3 separate regions of the Homo sapiens genome follow, and all the other regions are linked to region 1. A link is a loop called in an ENCODE intact Hi-C map of the cell type or tissue named here. Cell type or tissue: chondrocyte. All regions are shown on one strand. Links, peaks and the distances in the headings refer to the core of each region. The heading gives the core; the rest is flanking DNA. Region 1 holds the start of COL5A2 (collagen type V alpha 2 chain). Region 2 overlaps GULP1 (GULP PTB domain containing engulfment adaptor 1). Region 3 holds the start of LOC105373791 (a long non-coding RNA gene).

Region 1 (7,104 bases), core at 656-5,655:
GAAAATGTAGCCTAATATTTATGTGCCATTCAGTCTTCTTGGCTTCACAGTCTACTCAGTAATGAACAATAACCAAAGTGGATCTAGTCACACAACTATATTTTGTCCATTGAAACCGTAAGATCTAGGCCACTAAAAGTAGCTGACCTTTTTGCTCACTGAGGTAGGGACCATAAAACTCCTAATAGTGGTGCTTCCTTTTATCCTTCATAGCAGAACTCAATTCAGTAGAGTATATTGCCAGCACCACCCAGGTAAGGGCTACATTTCCTAGCCCCTCTTGAAGTTTTGTGTGACCATATGACTAAATTCCGGCCAACTGTAAGTAAGTTTAAATGTTATGAAGACTTTAAAGTCTTCATAAAAGGGGGCAGGGTGGGGAATGGCTCACAGTTTTTGTTTTCCATCCTCTATCCACATGCCTAGAAAGTACACGCAATGGCTGGAGCTTCAGCAGCCATTTAGGACCATAAAAATAAATTTAAAAAAAAATACCTAGAGATATGGGAGCCAGGAGAGGTAGAAAAAACCTCAGTCCCTGATGACTTTGTGGAGCCAATATGCCAGCCTTTCACTACCTGCTTAAAAGCATTTCTTTATATTTAAAAAAGAAAACTTTTTTTTTTTTTTTTTTAGACAGAGTCTCACTCTGTCACCCAGACTGGAGTGCAGTGGCACGGTCTCAGCTCACTGCAACCTCCGCCTCCCGGGTTCTAGCAACTCTCGTGCCTCAGTCTCCTGAGTAGCTGGGACCACGCCTACCTAATTTTTGTGCCACCACGCCTACCTAATTTTTGTATTTTGGGTAGGGACGGAGTTTTGCCATATTGGCCGGGCTGGTCTCGAACTCCTGACCTCAGGTGATCCGCCCACCTCGGCCTCCCAAAGTGCTGGGATTACAGGCATGAGCCACTGCGCCTGGCCAGAAAACCTTTTTTTGTTTGTTTAAACTACTGTGTTCTGCTACATGTACCCACTATAAAAGTCTGAATGTCCTACATGTTTCATAGCATGTATTTCAACAGTAATGAGTTTAAAACAATTTATGAGTTAACATGCATCTTAAGCTATGTATACATATTTATACATATTCTGTACCTCCTTTAAAATGATGTCATCCAAATACTACTGAGTGTTAAATATCTGCTTCCTGATTTTTGTATCGTAACAATGAGATAAATGGCAGACATATCATAAAAATGCAAGAGACCATGACATATAAGACTGTGAGCCCCTCATCTCTCAGTAATCAAAAGTTAGCTTGGGTCCAGGAGGATATCAGTGTAGGATTGCAACATGATGGCTGTAAATTCATGGGCCGGGAGCCAAATATATACTCAGATATATTTTATTTGTCATATGCAATATCTTCTGAAAATGTTAATTCTGAATGCCTTAAAGTGGACATGCACCTTCAGTTCTCCACAGGCCCCATCATCACCTATTGATGTACAAACACTGGCTTGCTTCACTTGTTTATATTACCTGCCTGGCCTCTGAAAGCATTGAGGTTTACAGTATTTGGAAACAAAATGATACATTTCTGCACCTTCCCTTCTCCATTGCTTATCCCATGTTGAATACAATGATTCATAACAAAGATTATTTTCTAAAATTAAGCATGCCTACTTCTAATAACAAGAATATATATAGCTCACTAGATGCTAGGCATTAACTTAGGAATATAAATACACTGTAAATGCTCTAGCATTTTCCTTAACACAAATGTGGAATCTTTTGAAGACCACCACCCCAATGCACACACACTCTCACCACACGCACACACACACGCACACACACTCTTTAAAAGCTGATTTTGTCATTTTAACTCCCTGATTTTTCACACACACACATACACCCACACAAACTCTTTAAAAGCTGATTTTTTTCATTTTAACTCCCTAATTTTTGTTACGTTAGTTTTAACTAAAGTCAGCCCAACTCCCAAACTTTCTCCTTTCAGTTTCTTATAAATTTAGAAAATCAAATCAGTTCTTAAAACTCAGTGAGAATGGAACTGATTTTGGCTTAAAATGCCTAAAACTTTATTTATTTACTTTTATCTTCTCATTCATATGTTTCTATCAGGCAGGCATACTCAGATTACATTTTACATTTCTGGTAAATAACCACAGTCAAGTAAAGGGAAATATACCCTGAAGTCATAAAAAGAAAGAAAAAAATAAAAACTTATTAATATGCACTTACATGCAAAAACAGATCTCCACATTTCCAAGAAGACATATTTGTACAAAATGTAAATATCACATTATGTGACTGTTATAGATAAAATTTGAAAAATGTACTTGCTTTTCATGTGTGCCTCAGATATTTCTTTAATTTAAAGCATCGATCTAAGCTTACTCTTCCCCAAACTCAAAATCAAATGGAGTTTCTAAATTATGACACCTTTATTAAGCTTGTGATAGGCCTGAACAGGAAAAAGAAAGTATTGCCAAGTATCCATACAATATCAACTTAAACCAAAATATGCATAGTAAGTAAGTACAATATAAGTTAAGCAGCTCTGAATATACTATACTCTGGAATTATTTTCTCTATTATGTTTGATTAGGGCAATGACGACTTTCTTTTGCTGTTGAATTTTTATCACTTATATTCTCTTAAGTTGAGAAATAAAATACTGGAATTTTTTACAACACATATGCAAGCAATTACACATTCTGTAAAATTTGATGTTTGGAATTCCATTTTCTGTGCTATTTGGTTATACTGTTCGCGGGGGGTACTGGGGTTGGATTGGAGTTGGGGACTTTTTTGCATCAAGCATCACATTCCTTACATTTATGTCAATTACTATTAAGAAAAATTATCTGCTCATTTTTCAAAAACACCTACAGAGTAATTATAACTATTTGGGAATGTCTTTTAAAATATGGCTTATTTCATGTACCTTGTGAAACAGTCCTTTCATTTATTCACATATTCAATTATTTCCATACTTTATTAAAGTACTTTATTCATTTTAACATAAATTAACAAAGAAAGTGGTATTAAAGGTTTTAAATTAAAGTTGGTTGTTTTGGTGGGGGAGGGGAGTAAACTGTTCTTTCTAGAGTCAAATTTTCAATTTCTATTGTAATTTTTCTGTGTTTTTCTCCTCCTGTTTTCTTCTACTTTCTATTCAATTATTTTTGCCACCCTTCCAAACAACACATGCTTTTCATGCCATTACAAAGAAACTCAAAAGTTTTCACCTTTTATAAATTACCTCATATTTTAAAAACATAAAACGTAACATAAAAAGCTCCAAGTCTTAGAAAGTGCCCCCTCTATGGGACTCCTGACAGATTGTTGGATATTCATTTACAAATTCGTATTTTCACTTTTTAAGCTTTTTAGAACTTCTGATCTCTAGATTAATTTTATAAACTTTTTGAAACCAAAAACACACAGAAGCAGATATTTGTTCTAAAAATATAGATATATACATAGTATATATACATATATACCTGTATGTATGTGTCTATATATGAAAGTAATAGAAAAGGTTAATGAATGTCCAAAGTTTTAAAAGCTTGAGTTTGATGTTACATGGTTGAGTTGATGAAAATCTACAGTGGCTTATTTTAAAGGAGTACATGTCTGTATTTGAAATTGCAACCCTCAAGATTAAAGATTTAATAGAGGAATCAATTTAAATATTTTCTTATATACTACAACAGCTATGCATTTTTGCTTAACCATACCATATAACCCAACTGTAACATATGAAAATTGCATAGGAAAAAAATGTGGTCACCAGGCAAGATTTATCTTTAAAAAAAAAAAAAAAAAAAAGCTTGGGTCTAAGGGGTAATGTCCATGCAAATATTCCATGCCAAATAAGATATATACAAGACATGCTGATTTCCTGCCTTCCGCCATCCAACCGGGAACCACCACTGTCCTGTTAATCAAGCCAGTAGGGTGGGAAAATACCACTGTTTAAGAAATCTGGCTTCTATCAGCCTCTGTCATGGAGAAACAAACGAGACTGCCTCCCAGTAAGCAAAAGTGATCACATTTTCACAAATGAAAATGGTAAAAAGAAGTTTAAATTGTTAAAGAGGAAAGAATGAGGAGCCAAAGACAAAGAAAAATCAAAGCTATCAGAGTTGCTGCAGAGGTTTTACTAAACAAAGAATTTTATGAAGCAGCTGAAGTTCAGTACAAAAAGACTCCACCCTACCCAGCTTCTGCCGCGACTTTTCCTTGCTCTGAAAACTCCAGCCCACAGAACAGAGCTCCTCTAACTAAAATGCCTTTAGTGCTCCGTTTTAAGCATTCACTCTTTTCTTATTTTAAACGTCCCACTCTCACACTCAGCCAAAAGGACTTATTGTAGGCTTTCCCAGAAAAATTTAGTAGTGTACTCTCTCCAACGGTGGATCTAGAAGCTCCGGATTTACAAACATCCCAATTGTCTTTCAAGTCGTTTTCCAGGTGCAAATCCGTCAGCCCCCTTCTCAAACTTCAAACCAGAACCTCCTCTTCACGCTCTTCCTGAGGCTTAACATTCCACCTATTTCCCAAACCGTGCAATAAACACTACAAGCAAAGCAAATGGCAAACTCACCATCCTCGTCTTCTTCCTGGGCTTTTATTGAGACAAATTGCCCTAATAAAACAATAAGAATGAGGAGAGGTCTTGCTTCCGCCCAGTTTGCCATCATGTCTAAATATTAGACATGTGGGTTCTCCTGAGAGTGAAAAGTAGATTCTGAGGTTATTGTAGCACCATGAAGTCAGCTGTGGGCTCTTCTTTCAGCACCAGCCCCAGGGCAGCCTCTGCAAACCCCCTTTTTCAGCACCAGCTCCAGCACAGTCTGCGAAAACTTTTTTCAAGCGATGCAGCTTTAAATAGGAAGAATGCTGCCTCCACTTCTTTTCCTGCCCCTTTTCAGCTTGTTCAGGCTCATAACCATCCAGTGTCTGCCAAGCAACGGTCTGATTGATGGTAAACAACCAAATCAGAACACGCGTCTCTGTGCCTGAACTTTCCCTATTTCATTTAACTTTTAAGCATAGATGGGGCTTAATAACAGAAACAAACATTTGTTTCTCTTTTCTTTTATTTTTTAAGAAAGGCTGTTAGAAGAAAAGGGTTCTATTTTCCCCTCCCTAACCCTTCCCCCCAGACACACACCCTTTAACTTTTCCCCTATAAGCTGAAAAAGACATTCCGAAGGAAATCCAGCCTTTTACCCTAGTTTTTTTACATTTAGATAATTCAAGACTCTCTTCTCCACCTTAAATCTTTAAACAATCACATTTTAACCCTTTCTTTTGACTGAATAGGGAGTATTCTTATCCCCTTCTCAGATTCGGTTTCTTTTCCCATACTCTGGAAGGAGATTATTAGAATGTTGCCCAGGTAAAGTCCAGGTTAGAAAACCATTTTGGATAAATGAATTTGTGATACATTGTAATTTGAATTAAGAAAGCATGTCCTTTCCTAATTTCTCCACATCTCTTGTTAAGGGGCCACATCTTCAGGTTCCTCTTGTCCCAGAGAGTTTTACCATGTTGAAAAATAGTCTACTAAGCAGTGCAGAGGAATGGGAAGTACTCTACCTTTGGATGAAAAAAGGCTTGCTTCTGCCTTTTGTGAGTGGTTCTGCCACTCAATAATTTTGTAAATGTGCATATAGTCCTTTATCTCTGTGCACTCCAATTTTCTCATTTGAGAAAAGGGCTTTACCCTGACCAGTGTACAGGGTTTAGTGACACTAAAATGAGTAATGTATTATTAATGAAGCTCCAAATTGCAAAGAGCTACATAAAAGCAGATGGTGGTATTATTAGCTTTAAGCCAGCTTTGCAGGGAATATGATAGCCCCAGTTGAACATGCATTTTAAGGAAAATTATCGATGAACTTTTGTGCCACCCTCACACTTGCCAAGATCTTAATGACCTCAGAGAGTTCTATACAATCTAATGTATTTGCCACCTTGAGTCTCCCTAGAATCAGGATGGATGTTCTATACAATACAAGTGAGTCAATTGTTTATAATTATTGGGCAACAGGTGCCTTGCACTGTGCTAAGCACTGGGCAGAAAGGATGACATAAAAGAAATAAAAGACATACCCATCACCTTCAAGGAACATATGTAGGTGTTGAGAAACTAAATTTACAAGAAATAAAGATATATAAGCCAGAGCATATAAATATGTGAGGGATGCATTAAGCCCGGAGAAAGGAGAAATTATCAAATGAGATTAGGCAAGCAAGACATTATTACTGTTCTTAATAGAAGAAATCCAAGAACCTTTGCATTTTAGCTTTGGAACTAGACTCTGGATAAATATTCCAGTGGAGGTCAATTTTCCCGGTTGTTTCCAGCTTCTAACCCTGTACCTCTCAGTTTATCTTTTCATTTAGACATGTCCCATTTCAATGACTTCTGTCACCACCACACTGTTCTCAGGGGTGCCCTTCCACTTAATGAATGGGCTAAGTAAGGACCAAAAATCACCTTTCAGTTAATTCTTTCTAGAATATCTTAGAGAGGCTAGGACTTGAAATCCATCTGACTATATATTCAAAGATAACAGGAAGATAAGTAAATGTGGGGGGGAGGAATTAACCTTTCTCTGAGCTTGCCAGTCCTATTCTACCATGAGGCAATTTTAGACCAATACCACCCTGATACCGAAGGGCTGGCACAATTTTCAGGCACCTTGTGCAGCATTTTTACTGAAGTGCAAGACGGCAGACATTTATGGAGAATCTACAACTCTCAGATCCTATGCTGGAGATAAAACAATGATTAGGCAAGATTGCAGGACTTGTAGCAGAGTCAGTGTATGGAACACTCAGTGGCTGCTCAGATCAGTAGTTTAGTATCTGTTATCTGTTTGTTAATAAAGTTGTTTTAAATTTAACTATAAACATGGCTTATATAAGAAAGGTTAAAACCACCATGCAGTCTCTCATGGTTGCCACCAGTTTCAATCTCCTCTTCCCACCCTACTGAAAGCTCATGGTATGACAGAAGCATAGCAAATATTTGTCAGAAGACCTGAGATAAGTAAATATTCCATATTGTCCTTGTGAACTCTTGAAATCTTATTGCAATCAAGTCATAAATAGCAAAGT
Region 2 (7,104 bases), core at 796-5,795, 650 kb before region 1:
TGAAACTTTTTTCACTTTTTGGATTGGTCAGGTTTTACTTAAACACACTTACTGTATTAGTCTGTTCTCATACTGCTAATAAAGACATACCCAAGACTGGGTAATTTATAAAGGAAAGAGGTTTAATTGACTCACAGTTCCACGGGGCTGGGGAGACCTCAGCAAACTTAAAATCATGGCAGAAGATGAAGGAAGAGCAAAGTCATGTCTTACATGGCAGCAGGCAAGAGAGCTTGTGTAAGGGAATACCCCTTCATAAAACCATCAGATCTCATGAGACTTACTATCATGAGACCGGCATGGGAAAGACCCACTCTTGTGACTCAATTACCTCCCACCAGTTTCCTCCCATAACACATGGGAATTACAGGAGCTACAATTCAAGATGAGATTTGGGTGAGGACACAGTCAAACCATATCACTTACTGACTACCTTCAGGTTTATTTAAAACAGTAAAATTGGCCGGGTGTGGTGGCTCATGCCTGTAATCCCAGTACTTTGGGAGGTGGAAGCAGGCGGATCACGAGGTCAGGAGATCGAGACCATCCTGGCTAACACGGTGAAACCCCATCTCTACTAAAAATACAAAAAATGAGCCAGGCACAGTGGCGGGTGCCTGTAGTCCCAGCTACTCGGGAGGCTGAGGCAGGAGAATGGCGTGAACCCGGGAGGCAGAGCTTGCAGTGAGCCGAGATAGCGCCACTGCACTCTGGCCTGGGCGAAAGAGTGAGACTCCGTCTCAAAAACAAAACCAAACTAAAACAAAACCAAAAAACAGTACAATTGTAGATCATGTATGTTTTATTTCTTTAACTATAGCTTTACTTAGTTGTATATCTTGGCTATTAAAAGAAGCTTGTATTTTAAATTCTACATGTTAGATGAGTCTCATAAGTGGAAAACAAAGAAAAATGTTTACTTGAAAAAAAAAGCTAATGGCGAAATCTTTGGCATCAGCAGGCAGAGGCAAGTGGGGAGAGACGTGAGAAAAAAAAGAAATTGTAAACTTTGAAATTTACTATTGATGTTAAATATAGTAACAAAATACAATTACATGCTTTGAATGAAAAATAATTTTTAATTACTAATAAGTTTACTAAATTTTAACTGTTGAGATCAACATTATTCCCTTGGGCCTAATAAAATAACTTTAGTTTTCTTTCCAGTAAAAATCTACAAGTAAAATATTTAGAAAACAAGTATGTTTTTAAAAATAATCTTTGATTAACAGGAAGTATAAATGATAAAGTTTAGTTACATTTTCATATAATATAAAAATAATATAAAATAATAATTCTATTTAATTAACATATGAGTTTGCATTACTATTAAACCATTCTATTATGCAATCTTATATTTCAACATGATGCAATGATATATGATATGGTAAAAGCCTGTGTCTCACAAATGACCATTTTCAGTTTCTTGGCAGTACAGAAGTGGAACAGCCAAAAGGAACAGAAGTTGTGAGAGATGCTGTAAGGAAACTAAAGGTAGGGAAAGGCCTTCAAATAAATTACAAGTGTATTGACTCTGTCATGTTTTCAGCAGATTGATGGAGATCAAAGCATGAACAGCTTTGCTGCAGGTATAGCTTCACCCTATTAAAAATGAACTATTGAACAAATGTAATCATATCAAGGAAACATTTTTAATAACAAACATGTACACAAAATTGTGTTTAAAATATGGCATACTGTTCACATTTTTCTAAGGTATAATGTGTCATATTAAAAATAATATTTTATGGCAGTGTGTCTTGAATATTTGTTTTGTAGCTTGCCTTTACTTTGCTTGGATAATGTGAACCTATGTCCCAAATCAAAAGCTAGTAATGGCATAACAACTGTCTTTAAAAGCTAAGATATAATATCCACCAGTTAAAAATGTGGAGTCAGAGTTGATTCCAGCCAGAATTTTGCAGTGACACTGTATGTTAAAGATTTCCTAATCTACAGGTCCAACAGGATCTGGCAATGTCCGTAAGTAGCCATGGGGAAACTGGTGAGACTAAGAGAGGAGAGAAGGACATTTAATAAGCAACCCCACATATCCTAGTCAACAAGTTTCCTGAGAAAATCTTACATAAGATGCTACACACCATGTTTTTCTAATTGTTCCGCATCTCGAAGGACATTGTTGTCACTGAGCTTTTGAAATTTACAAAACTCCTTCAACAGAATTCTCAGCTTTATCATATAAGAAAATACACATTATCACTACTTTTTTTTTTTACACAGTTAAATGTTATTCTCTATAGTTGCTCTCGTATTTTTGGAGAAACAACCCTTCTCTAACTTTATTTGGTTTAGGGACCATCCGGTTATTCTAAAGGAGGGTTAGACCTCTGAGTGTGCCAGGCAAAGTCAGAGACATTAAATGGTATTACTTTGCTTTGAGAATATCATATCTGGTGGAATCCACTCTGTGTTTAAATTGAGAAATAATTGAATTGGCATGACTTCTATTCTGGGTAAAGAAATAAAGGTCAATAATATTTTATCCATCTTATTTTATATGAGAATATTTTACTAATCGTTTTAAGTAAATATGCTAAAATCTCCGAAGATAATATCACTCCCATTTGGGAAAAAAGTGGATTAGCCAACTATTTATTTCCACCATTCATTAGGTAATAATTCAGATTTGCCTTTTATTGGCCACTAGTTTTAATCATTCCAAAAGAGGATTTAAAAGGGCTCACAGTTTATGGACACATTAGAATAGGATTCTATTTAAATGCTTTTAAAATGTTGAGGATTCTGGGCATGAATCCAACTTCACTACAATCAGAATGTTTTATGAAAGAACAATGTTATTTACACATAGTATTTCTTTATGCCTAGGAGGTTGTTTATTCAGTCAACCCAAATCAAAAACCAAAAAAAATTCAATTGAATAATGAATAGATCAAATGTAAAGATATATTTGAAATCAAATGCTTTCTAAACAATGACGAGTTTACATATATTTTGCAGGATTTTGTATGTATTTCTATGGAGTTTCATGTTTAGAAATGTACTCTGTTAATAAAAGAATGTGACCTACAATAAGGTAAAAAATTAGGTAGTATAGTTTAAAAATGCACACTTATTTTATAGTAGCTGTTTTTTCTCAAATGTCTTCCAAAAGGGAGTGTATTTAATAAGCAATTTTACTGTGCTGATTGCAAACATTTTGTATATCAGGAAAGTATATCTAAGGGTAATGATTCATACACTAATGATAATGAATAAAACAATGCTTTTTATCTATTTTTATATATATATATTTTTTTTTTGCTTTTTTTGTGTGTCAAGGGTCAGAAGCTACAATTCAAAGTATACTAAGAATATTTTTTAAATGTCAAGCCTGGCGCTACTGGCTCGCAATGGCCAGTAGGTGGTGGTGTGGCTCTACTAAAAAAAAAGAGAAAAAAGAACCTTGCTCTTTGATCATACTTACACATCTCCATTTTAATTTCCTGCTTATTTTTCTTTAACATATGAATTCTGACTACTTTTAAAAAAATCTATATAATTCAGTATGTGAATTTATTTGCCATGTAAGGTAACATTTTATTTATATTTACTCCTTTTTCAGCAATATTAATGTAATGGCTTCTGATATTAAAAAAGAATTTAAAATTTAAGAATAAAAGCTGATGGAAAAATTAAAGAATTCTCAACAATGAATTTTTCATGCTTCTGTGTTTAATGATGCCTGCTTAGTTTTCAAAAAAATTTAAAACTGACTTTTTTACACTCTTTCTATCATTTTTTAGAGAATTTACAGTTTATAAATTTTTCCTTTATAAATATAATTATTTTTATAAGTATTAACCTTTTAAGGTTCAGATACTATATTTATCAAAACATGTTCTTTATTTCCTAATCATGTTCAGCAGTTTCTATTTCTTAATCATGTTTTAGCTGGGCTTGGTGGCACACACCTGTAATCCCAGCTACTTGGGAGGCTGAGGCAGGAGAATCACTTGAACCTGGGAAGCAGGGGTTGCAGTGAGCCGCGATCGCGCCATTGCACTCCAGCCTGGGCAACAAGAGGGAAACTTCATCTCAAAAAACAAAAAAACAAAAACAACAACAAATAAAACAAATTTTCTAAAATGTAGTAATTTTAAACCCTTTCAACTTCTATGTATTGAATAGCATTGTTATTGGAACGAATTTTATTTTTAATAGTGATTTATATATATTTTATTAATACAACTAGTACAGATGTTGGGGGCTGAATGTATTTCATACACAATTTGTGATGTTTACATGTAAGTAAGTATTGATATATAGATTAAAAGCTTATCAATTTCCCTGGGAGATACCCAGTGGGCAGCATTCCTGGAACCCAGTTTTAGACTGAAGATCCCCTCACTGCAGTACAACTAAATTAAAGTTACACGAAATTACTGCAAGAAAATGTAGCCGTTGGGAATTGCTGTCAAGTCTTGTGAAGTCTCAGCCTAGTAGATTTTCCATTTGAACTCACTCTTTCTGTGTTGTATAACACTATTTTGTCTTCACAATCAGTTACCTAATTAATAAAACATTTAGAGCTTAATTTAATTATATATAAACATCGCTCATTTCCCGCAGGATTATTAGAAATACTTTAAATTAAAAATATAAACATGAGAACCCCAGAGAAGAATAGCTTCAAATAATAGGCCCGAAGTAGTAAATTAATTTTATTGCCTAACACTCTATATTCCATTAGTAGTTTACTTAATTTCACTTTTTAAAAAGTCCTCTGAGAAATGGATAGAAATTATATAATAAGATTGAAACTCAGTTGTGCTCCCTTTAAATTTTCTTTAACAGTTCTATTTATCAGTAGTATATATTTAACCAAATACTTTATTTCAAGTACTACTCCATCCTTCCCCATCATTTTATGATGACAAAGGCTTGGTTATATTTGTTTGTTGCATCCAGTCATTCTCCAAAATGCTTATGCATCACTTCCTTTGAATACTTTTTATTGGATTATTATATTCAGGGTTTAATGGCAGATCACTGTATCCATCTAGATCTACCAAGAAATAAATCCACTGAAGCAAAAATTGAAAGAAATTTACAAAAAAAGACTCTTCAAGCATTAACATTAAAGTAGTAAATAGGGAGAAAATAGAATATAATGTTATGTAGATTGATCAACATATCTTCCTAAGATTAATTAGAAATATTAGGAAGGCAAGAGGTCTGTAAGTAGGAAAAGGGACTTAGAGGGGAGCATGCAAACTATAGAATACAGTTAGCTTAAGTTTTAGGAAAAAAAAGAAAGGCAGGAAGGAGAATATTAAACTGAATAAAATATAGATTGAATGAATATAACCTTAGGCATGAGAGTTGTGTAACATATGTTCAAAAATCAAGGCCAATAACCAGTGTAAACCTTGATATGCATGAAGGTAGAACTGGGAATTTTCTTTTCTAAATGCAGAAAATATATTGTATAAAAGAAAAAATTATTTGGTGAATATCTGCAAAACTAATTACTAGGCCTAATTCCTAAAAACCCACTTTATGACCATGGTACATAGCTTATCTGGGACTTACTGTTCTTATCTTTGAAATAAGAAGCTTAGATTGCATGAACCTGAAGCTGTTTTGAGCACAATTAATTCATCCTGTTATGAAGAAGAGAGAAAAGTTTCAGAAAACCTAGATTAGAGATGTTGTGCTTATTTTTATTTTTCTTTATCTCATTCTGTCCTTCTTCCCTCTCTTCCTTTCTTCCTCCCCACTCCCTTCTTACCTCTCCACTTTGTTTTTCTACCTCAGCCCCTACTTCCTTCCTTTCTTTAATTCTTCCATTCTTTCTTCCCTTCTCAATAGATAAGTTTAATAATAGTGGTTGTTTTGTTGTAGATGTTTCAGGGGGAAAAAATTTAAAAGGTTGCACAGTTCTTGTCAGAGGTCACAGGAATGCTTGAGTCTGGATGTGGAAGGGGCTTCAGAAGTCATGCTCAGTCTGTTCCTGGAAAACAGCAGCACCTAGGAAACCAGCTGAGAATGCTTCTGCAGCTGATAATGAGAGTTGCTTTATCCAGACGCATTCACATAGGGGGAGAGCAGCTGACTTATTTTGTAAGCCTTCCTATATGAAAACCTTCAAATTGCTTAATTATGCTGATATAAGGAGATTATGAAGGGAAAATAAACAAAATTAATTCATATTATTTGGGAGAGAGCTGGGATAATTTTTAAAGATCTACACTCAAGCAAAATAAATTTATTAAAGGCAAAAAAGAAAATTATCTGGCACGAATTAGTTGTATCGTGCAGCAGTAAGACTGCTGGATACAAAAAATAGCAACCTAAGTTCGTAGAGCAAGACAGACAGCAAGCTGAAAAATTATACCACCCAAAATGGAATAAAACAAATGGTACCCCCTGGGATAGGAAGGCAGACACTTAAAGGCATTCATATATGCATTAATTATATTATTATGTGTGGCAGTGCAAAGCCATGAAAAGAGAGAAAGACTTTTAATCACTCTGTGCTCCAGGACGGAGCTATACCATGTGTATTCACATCTGCCCTAAATTACAGTGAAATACACAGTGCAAGTAACTGTGACATACAAGAGGACTAGAACGCTGTCTTGCATTACATGTCATCAATTTTGAGTCAGGTTGGGATGATCTATATCCCTAGAGAGAAAAAGTTACTCTAGAAAATAACTTTTTGAAGCCCTAGAAGAGGGGCAAGAAATTCTTTCTTCTAATAGTTTTCTTTCCATTTCTTAAAAAGAAAAAGTTGGATGCTGGGGTGATTGCAGAGGAGAGAAGGAATGTAGGGAGAGAGTAAAATTGCCAATTAAAATCAAGATGCCCAGTAAACTTTGACAAATATTTTTTAGTACAAATATGTTCCAAATATTGCATGGGCTAACGTGTATACTAAATACTATATATATGTTGTGTTTGTGCCTATATTTTAAAATTAAAGTTTTAAAAAGAATATTAATTGTTTAATACTCAAGTTTAGCTGGGCTCCTGAAATTTTCCCCCACTAAATTAAGCAATGCTAGGAGAGAGGCAGAGACTCCATCTGCTAAGCACATGAGTATTCTGGTTTTCTTTTTGATTTTATAACAGAATCGA
Region 3 (7,104 bases), core at 2,105-7,104, 190 kb before region 1:
GTTTGCCAAATGTAATAAGACAAGTAGAATATATTCTCTTCAATGTTTTTATAATTTGACACTAAGAAGATTTTATTATATATGCAATTGCTGGTGGTTAGATATATGATACTTAAAATTTTCTAATTATCTAATTATTTTTATTTTTAACAGGATAAAATATTAATCAACTTAAAGGACATTTCTAAGGAGATTGAATTCTAAAAGATTAATCTTTTAGACAATTCTAAAAGATTAATCTTTTAGACAATTCTAAAAGATTAATCTTTTAGACAATTCTAAAAGATTAATCTTTTAGACAATTCTAAAAGATTAATTGAATTCTAAAAGATTAATCAACTTAAAGGACATTTCTAAGGAGATTGAAAAAGCATATATCTATAAAATATGAAACAAGAAAATATCTACAAATGATAATTTATCAACTTTTTTTCCTGGAGGTAGCAAGAATAAATAAAATCTTATTTTCTATGCAAAACAGTGCTTTTAAATTAAAATTATTCACCTAGAATGTCTACAGATACTTTCTTCAGAGTCCTTTTTGTTAAGTAATCTAACATATTTTAAGATACTCTGATAAATACATAAGCAGCAGAAAAAATATTTTATTAAAATTTATGTTTTCCAAACAATATCATTTAAAAGGCAAACCAAACATTATTTCAATTGGAAACTATATGAATGCCAAATACCCACATGTACAAAATATTCAGCTTTCTAAAGTAATGAAAATAATTATGATAATTTATATATCATATCTGTGATTCTTAGATTTTCAGATTATACAACATCTTTTCCCAGATAAGGATTTAGTAAGAAGAGAAAAGGAAAAAACATTCACTTTTCATTCAAGCCAAATTAATTAATTTAATTAGGTGCTTTAGGGAATAATATTATTGCTCCAAAAATAGTATTAAGACAAACATAACATTCATTTTTTGTCCAAACAATATGATTTCTTCAAGTCAGCATGATTTAACATGAAGAATGGAAACAAAAAAATCACAAAATAGTAAGCTTTATGCACATCTAAAAATATAAAATTATGTTATTTGGCTTTATTTTTCTCTAAAATTCCAAAATAGAAAACTAGGAAAGAAGCAGCTAAGAGTGGTTTAAGACATGTGTTAGCTTCAATATGTTTTATATTATAGATCCCAGCAAGGAGATGATTGAGTTTAATACATTGCTTGTGTGATCACAAGTAAATTTCTTTCAGAATTGTACTTCGTAGTAAGGAACAGAAACACCAAATGACATGGGAGATGGAATTTAAAATTAATTATAAATTGGAACAGAGAGATTTAGTTTAAACAACTAAAATAATGGAAATAATTGGAAAGTCCATTACTTTTCAATAGTAGAATGAAATTATTTGCCTTTTATTTAATATTTTTGGAAAAAATTAACTTATTTTTTTAACCGAAGCTACTCTGAATGCAGATATCTAAGAAATGAAGAGAATAATATGAGATGACTTACTTCTAAATCCCATTTTCTATTCTATTTCTAAATGTTGCAAATGGCTAACTAGAGCATTTTTATTCCTCTAGAAACAAAACATTCTTTTCCTTGACTTTGCCATGATTTTCGCACATATTACTAGGTATTAAATGAAGGTCCATGAAACATCAATCTAAGAGCTTTAACTTTCAGTAGAATATATTGCTAACTATATTTTGTCATGCATGGAATAATAAAGGAAGCTATACAAAACTATTTTTTTCAGCAAAGGTAACTAAGGTAGAAAAACAGAGAAAGGGCTAATTTTCAGCCACAAGTTTTTACAGGAACTGACTTCTCAGGAGAGCCAAATTTATTTCAAGTGGATGTGAAATAAGTTATGGCAATAAATAAAGTTGCATTAATTCTTATTTTTTAAACATTCCAACTCTCTTTTTTTTACTTAAAACAATATGACTTTCTAAAGTAAAACAAAACATACATGCACCATGTTGACTGTCATGTGCAGGTGAGAAGAGAAAAATATTTTAAGAATATGATAATTTTTAAAATTGCACTAAAATAATCTTTATATTGAGGCCTCCGTGTTTTAAAAAGTACTATAATATGTTTCTAATAAAATTTAGAAACAATAAGCTAAATAACAACGTTAATACTTATAACATTGCATTTGACCCAATTTTAACAAACTCATTTACAATTTTAATAAGTCAATATTGTGCTCATTTATTTAATAATTAGCAGAACAAATGGAAAGTACTGTATTTCTAATGATGTGAGGACACCCTTAATGAGACATAAACATAGGAGGATGAATACACAGGAGGGAAAAGTATTTATGTTAATTTCTAGGCAGATCAAGAACATATAGAAGATACTTAAAATAGGAAATGTTTGAGCCTAGCTTTAACTATTATCTTCATTTGTCTTTAATATGCCTTTAGTATTCAATGGCTGTTTTTCATAATCCACGTGCTGTATTAAGTGTGAAAAGATATGCCTGATCCAGAGGCAATGAGCTAAAAGAATCATCTGTACAATCTAACAATGCTTTTGAGGATGGATCTGGAGGGCTTAAAATACACATTATTAATGGGAAAATCTTGGGCTGAAACTAATCTGTAGGAATATTTCATATAAAGTTGATTTGGAGAAAATTTTTAAGTGGTTCATTTTGAGAAAAGGAACCAATGTAATTACAGTGTTCCATGTAATTTTACTGCACAATCTTCCAAACCCAAATTTTCGGACCTTTTCTGCAGACTGGTGAACTTAGTACTTAAATATGAAACGCCAGTTCTGTCTAGAGAACAAAATGAGTTTAATGCATAGACTCACCTGTTATTACTCTTCACACCAATGTGTAAATGACTGTTTGCTCTTCTATTAAATATATTTTCCGTAACACCATTCAAATAGGCCTACTTCATTTCCACTGAGATAAGCATTTTGGTATTCAGCTTTTATATTCACTAAGAATTAAGAAATGCTGTTTTAAAAGCTTAGGAAATGTATATAGAAAATATATCCCATGTTCTCATATATGTGTTTCAGACATAGGGGAGGAATTAGAATAAATTTTCTAAATAAACAAATTATTTGCCTACTTAAAATTGCAATTAAAAAATGAAGCTTTCCTTCGTTAGCTGTAAACTACATTGAGAAATTGTAACATAAAAAAGAATGGATTTTTAAAACTTCTTGAGTAGATCAAGTGTCTTGTACAATATCATTAAATTTGTATCAGAACACATAAATGGAAATGAGGTGGGGAAGCAATTGCAGTACTTTCTAGAGTCTAGGTTTTGAAATTCTTTTTGGTGAACATTTACTAAATCAGCTAAACATTTCAACTCATTTAAACACAAACCTAAATTATTATTACCCTAGACAGAGAGATGATATAGCAACGGGACCTCGAAAAGGTGATCTTTTGTGGCTGCATGTAGTGCCCAGATGGAAAAATCTTAGGACCACTAAAAGGCCTCTTGACCACTAGGCGGCAAAAACTAATTTTGAACTACTTGCCTACTCGGTAGCAGGCCTCTTTCAATAGACATTTTAAATATCTTGGCTTTGAGAAAATAAAAATTTCACCATCTCACAAAAATATAAATTACTGAACAGTACATCATTTGTTGTTTGCAAAAATTTTTGCAGATGCTTAGAAACTTATTATTTATTTACTCAATTACTGGCAAACTATCATACTAATTGTCAAGAACTAAAGTTGTATTTAACCACAATACACAGCTAATGCCTTAAGAATTGAGACCAGGTTTTGTTTTGGCAATTCCTAAGCTGATTCATAGTTAATAGCTGCTGAAATTTCAGTACCTTGTATATAATTATGAAGCAAGTCTAAAATTTTGGTTGAAGCAATTTTTTTTACCATTTTAAGCCACAAATACAGATGGTTATGATTCATATTTTCCCTATTATTTTTACTTATTCCTTGCCAATGTTTATTTTAAAAACATCTTTTTCTTTTCTTTTTGGTGATTTGGAAATGTCTTTACATCCATATGGGATATACAATATATTATGTCATATCATGTTGAGCTACTAATGCCAAATAGAGCTAACAGTGACATTCAATACACATAATAAGTTCTGTTAAAACTTTCCCAGGAAAATCTGGTAGAGTTTTATGCTGCCAAGATTAGCTCAGTTTTCCCCTGAATTTCTCAACTAGGTTGATAAAATCCAGAAAGTCTTCAGAGTTAGTGACAAAATCATCTCTTTAGTTTAATGCTCCCATCTGCTGTTAAGGCAAAGAATAGCAATTGGGTAGAAGAGCTTATTTTCAATGTTCCTTTAATAAATAAATGTTTAAATGCTTGTGTGATATACATTGATGTTAATTCTTACTATAAATGAAATTAAAATATCTGCTGGTCTTAAGGAAAATTGACTATGGTGTGCCAATTTTATGTTAACAAGCAGATATGATATTTTAATTAATTTCTTGCTACTTAGCAAATTACATAGGGCAAGTATAATTTTCTAATGAAAGGAAGAAATTATTTGTTTCAAACCTTTTCAACTTTGGCTATTGTTAATAGTCCTAACAGAGTAACAAAAATCACCTTTCAGCAAAACCTAAGGAAACTTCACGTCATCTAACTTGTTTTTCAGCTGTTGAAGGAGGATGTTCCCATCTTGGTCAGTCCTATGCGGATAGAGATGTCTGGAAGCCAGAACCATGCCAAATATGTGTCTGTGACTCAGGATCCGTTCTCTGCGATGACATAATATGTGACGATCAAGAATTAGACTGCCCCAACCCAGAAATTCCATTTGGAGAATGTTGTGCAGTTTGCCCACAGCCTCCAACTGCTGTGAGTTTAAAGATAAACTGTACATCTTCAATATTCATATTTAGACACATGAATAGCTCCTATATCATAGGAGCCTAAAAGGGAATGAAAGTCATGTTCATCAAATAGCCATGTTTGTATTACGAGTAAAAAGTGACCGTTTCAATTTAAAGATAAGGATTGGTTAGAATCTGGGTTACTAAATAATATGCAAATTCTGTGTCTTGTTTAACTTGTTTCTTTTCCATTTATTAGCCTACTCGCCCTCCTAATGGTCAAGGACCTCAAGGCCCCAAGGGAGATCCAGTAAGTAAACATTCTTCAGTAGAATAAAATTAATACTAATGATAATTCTAGTAAGAGTTTGCTTTTTCTAGATTTGAGCTTTCATCATACATTCTCTTCATTACCACATATTTGAATAATGGCACCAAACAACAGACTGAGAATCCATAATTGTACGTGTAAAGATTTCAATTTCCCAAACTTCATATTATGTCTTCACCCCCATGATCAGTTTAAAGAAAATGTGTAGGTCAATATACAAAGGAATACATTATACTTAAATTATTCACAAGATTTTGATTAAAAAGTATGTGTTATAAAGAAAATATATTACTTATATTGTTTCCTAATATTATAAAGTAGAGAAACAACAATCTGATAATGATTGTGAATCACCAGGATTTTTCACTATTTAATTTATTTTTATCTCTTTTTTAGGGCCCTCCTGGTATTCCTGGGAGAAATGGTGACCCTGGTATTCCAGGACAACCAGGGTCCCCTGGTTCTCCTGGCCCCCCTGGAATCTGTGAATCATGCCCTACTGGTCCTCAGGTATAACAATTACGGTACTTAAAAAATTCCCTCATAAAACTATCTAGTTCATCTTCTTTCTTTACTCGATATTACGTCTCACTATTATGAGTTCTTTGTATCTGTTCTCTGATTCAGTGTATTTAATAAATCCTTATTTAGTGCTTCTATGTATTAGGCACTATTCTAAGTACTTTATAAGTATTCATTTTTCCTCATAATGCTAATGTCATTGCTACTATATCCTTGGAAAATTTGCTAATTTCTCAGCAGATATATAGCATACACATTATGTTTAAGAAGTGAACTATGAACTTAACAAAAAAAATTAACCTAAATAATTTAGTTAGTACTGTATCCATACTTTATTCTCCTACTAATACCAATGTCAAAGCCTCTAAAAGTTTAGACAAAAAGAAGTTGAAGAACTGTTAGTATTCCTATTGAACAGGATTATTTCTGCCTATGAAACTGCTCTTGCTAATACTTCAGAGCACACCTTGCTTCTCCTGAAGCATGGCAGCCAAATAAATCTGCAGGTAAAACAACCAAACAAATAAATATGACAAAATTTCTGTTGCATGGAATTAGGTGAAACGAGAAAATATATTACACAAATTTTTGTGAGGTTAAAAAGTGCATTTCAAAAAGCAATTCAACAAGAACCAAAGTATATTGTCTAAGTTATTCTTATTCTAGTAACCAAACAGAACCTAACTCTAGACCTGGAACTTAGAATTTAAAAAAAGCTTCAAAGAAATCTAATAAGCATATGAGCCTTTCTACTATTTTTTGGTTTATTTTCTATGGAGATGTTTATTTTTGAGTGAATCTTTTAGTCATATTAACCAGAATCCAGGGGATATGAATTTTACTTGTATCATTAAGTGTTTGAAAAATAATTTGACTTCATTTTTTTGCTCAAAATGAGAAGGTGTATTATATGATCTCGAGACTCTTTTGGCCTCAAACAGCCTATGATCCTATGTTTGTAATGATGTAGCTACTGCTTAGAAATAATAGCTTAAGTAAGCGCATAATAGGAAAAATTGGGGGGAACTAACATTGAACACAGTGGAAAGATTTGTGCATCCCACAAGAAAATGCTTCTGTAGGATATCTAACGTCTAAATCTACAGAAAGACACGATAAACAAGATAATTAGTGAATACATACCACATCTTTTGGCACACAAAAACCTATCAGTAGACAGTAGATGTTGCATGCACTTCTAAATGCTTTTTAAAAGAATTATGAACTGTCTGTTAAAATGATCATATCTATTTGTCTCCTTGCCACAGAACTATTCTCCCCAGTATGATTCATATGATGTCAAGTCTGGAGTAGCAGTAGGAGGACTCGCAGGCTATCCTGGACCAGCTGTACGTACAAATGTTTCTCAGCATTTTGGAGCTTTATTATCTTTCTGGTTTGTAAAATCTTGAATGGTTGCTCTTCTAGGAATTCAGTATTTTTATGGAATTGTACAAAATAGCTTACCCCT

The links. Peaks named below come from ENCODE experiments on the same cell type or tissue, not always from the same donor. Only the 100,000 strongest peaks of a DNase experiment are listed, where the experiment ranks them.
Region 2: it touches region 1 in a loop (4-fold over the local background); 3 of 110 quality-filtered maps call a loop at or near these places.
Region 3: it touches region 1 in a loop (4-fold over the local background); 2 of 110 quality-filtered maps call a loop at or near these places.

The regions. Positions count from the first base shown.
Region 1 is chr2:189,174,929-189,182,032 of GRCh38, forward strand. COL5A2 (collagen type V alpha 2 chain) reads right to left here and starts at 4,833. Exons shown (of 54, transcript NM_000393.5): 1 at 4,580-4,833. The coding sequence starts at 4,676. In chondrocyte, for the core only: CTCF peaks have their summits at 3,293, 3,492 and 4,843; a DNase peak (open chromatin) is centred at 4,831.
Region 2 is chr2:188,521,334-188,528,437 of GRCh38, forward strand. It overlaps GULP1 (GULP PTB domain containing engulfment adaptor 1), which reads left to right. Exons shown (of 12, transcript NM_016315.4): 5 at 1,423-1,494. Among named protein-coding and RNA genes, the nearest start is that of MIR561, 230 kb to the left of the region's middle. In chondrocyte, for the core only: a CTCF peak has its summit at 3,376 (motif pointing right); no DNase peak of the experiment used is centred there.
Region 3 is chr2:188,980,158-188,987,261 of GRCh38, forward strand. It overlaps COL3A1 (collagen type III alpha 1 chain), which reads left to right. Exons shown (of 51, transcript NM_000090.4): 2 at 4,603-4,805; 3 at 5,040-5,090; 4 at 5,508-5,621; 5 at 6,902-6,982. LOC105373791 (a long non-coding RNA gene) reads right to left here and starts at 4,662. Exons shown (of 3, transcript XR_007087614.1): 1 at 4,554-4,662. In chondrocyte, for the core only: CTCF peaks have their summits at 3,459 (motif pointing right), 4,247 and 4,460; no DNase peak of the experiment used is centred there.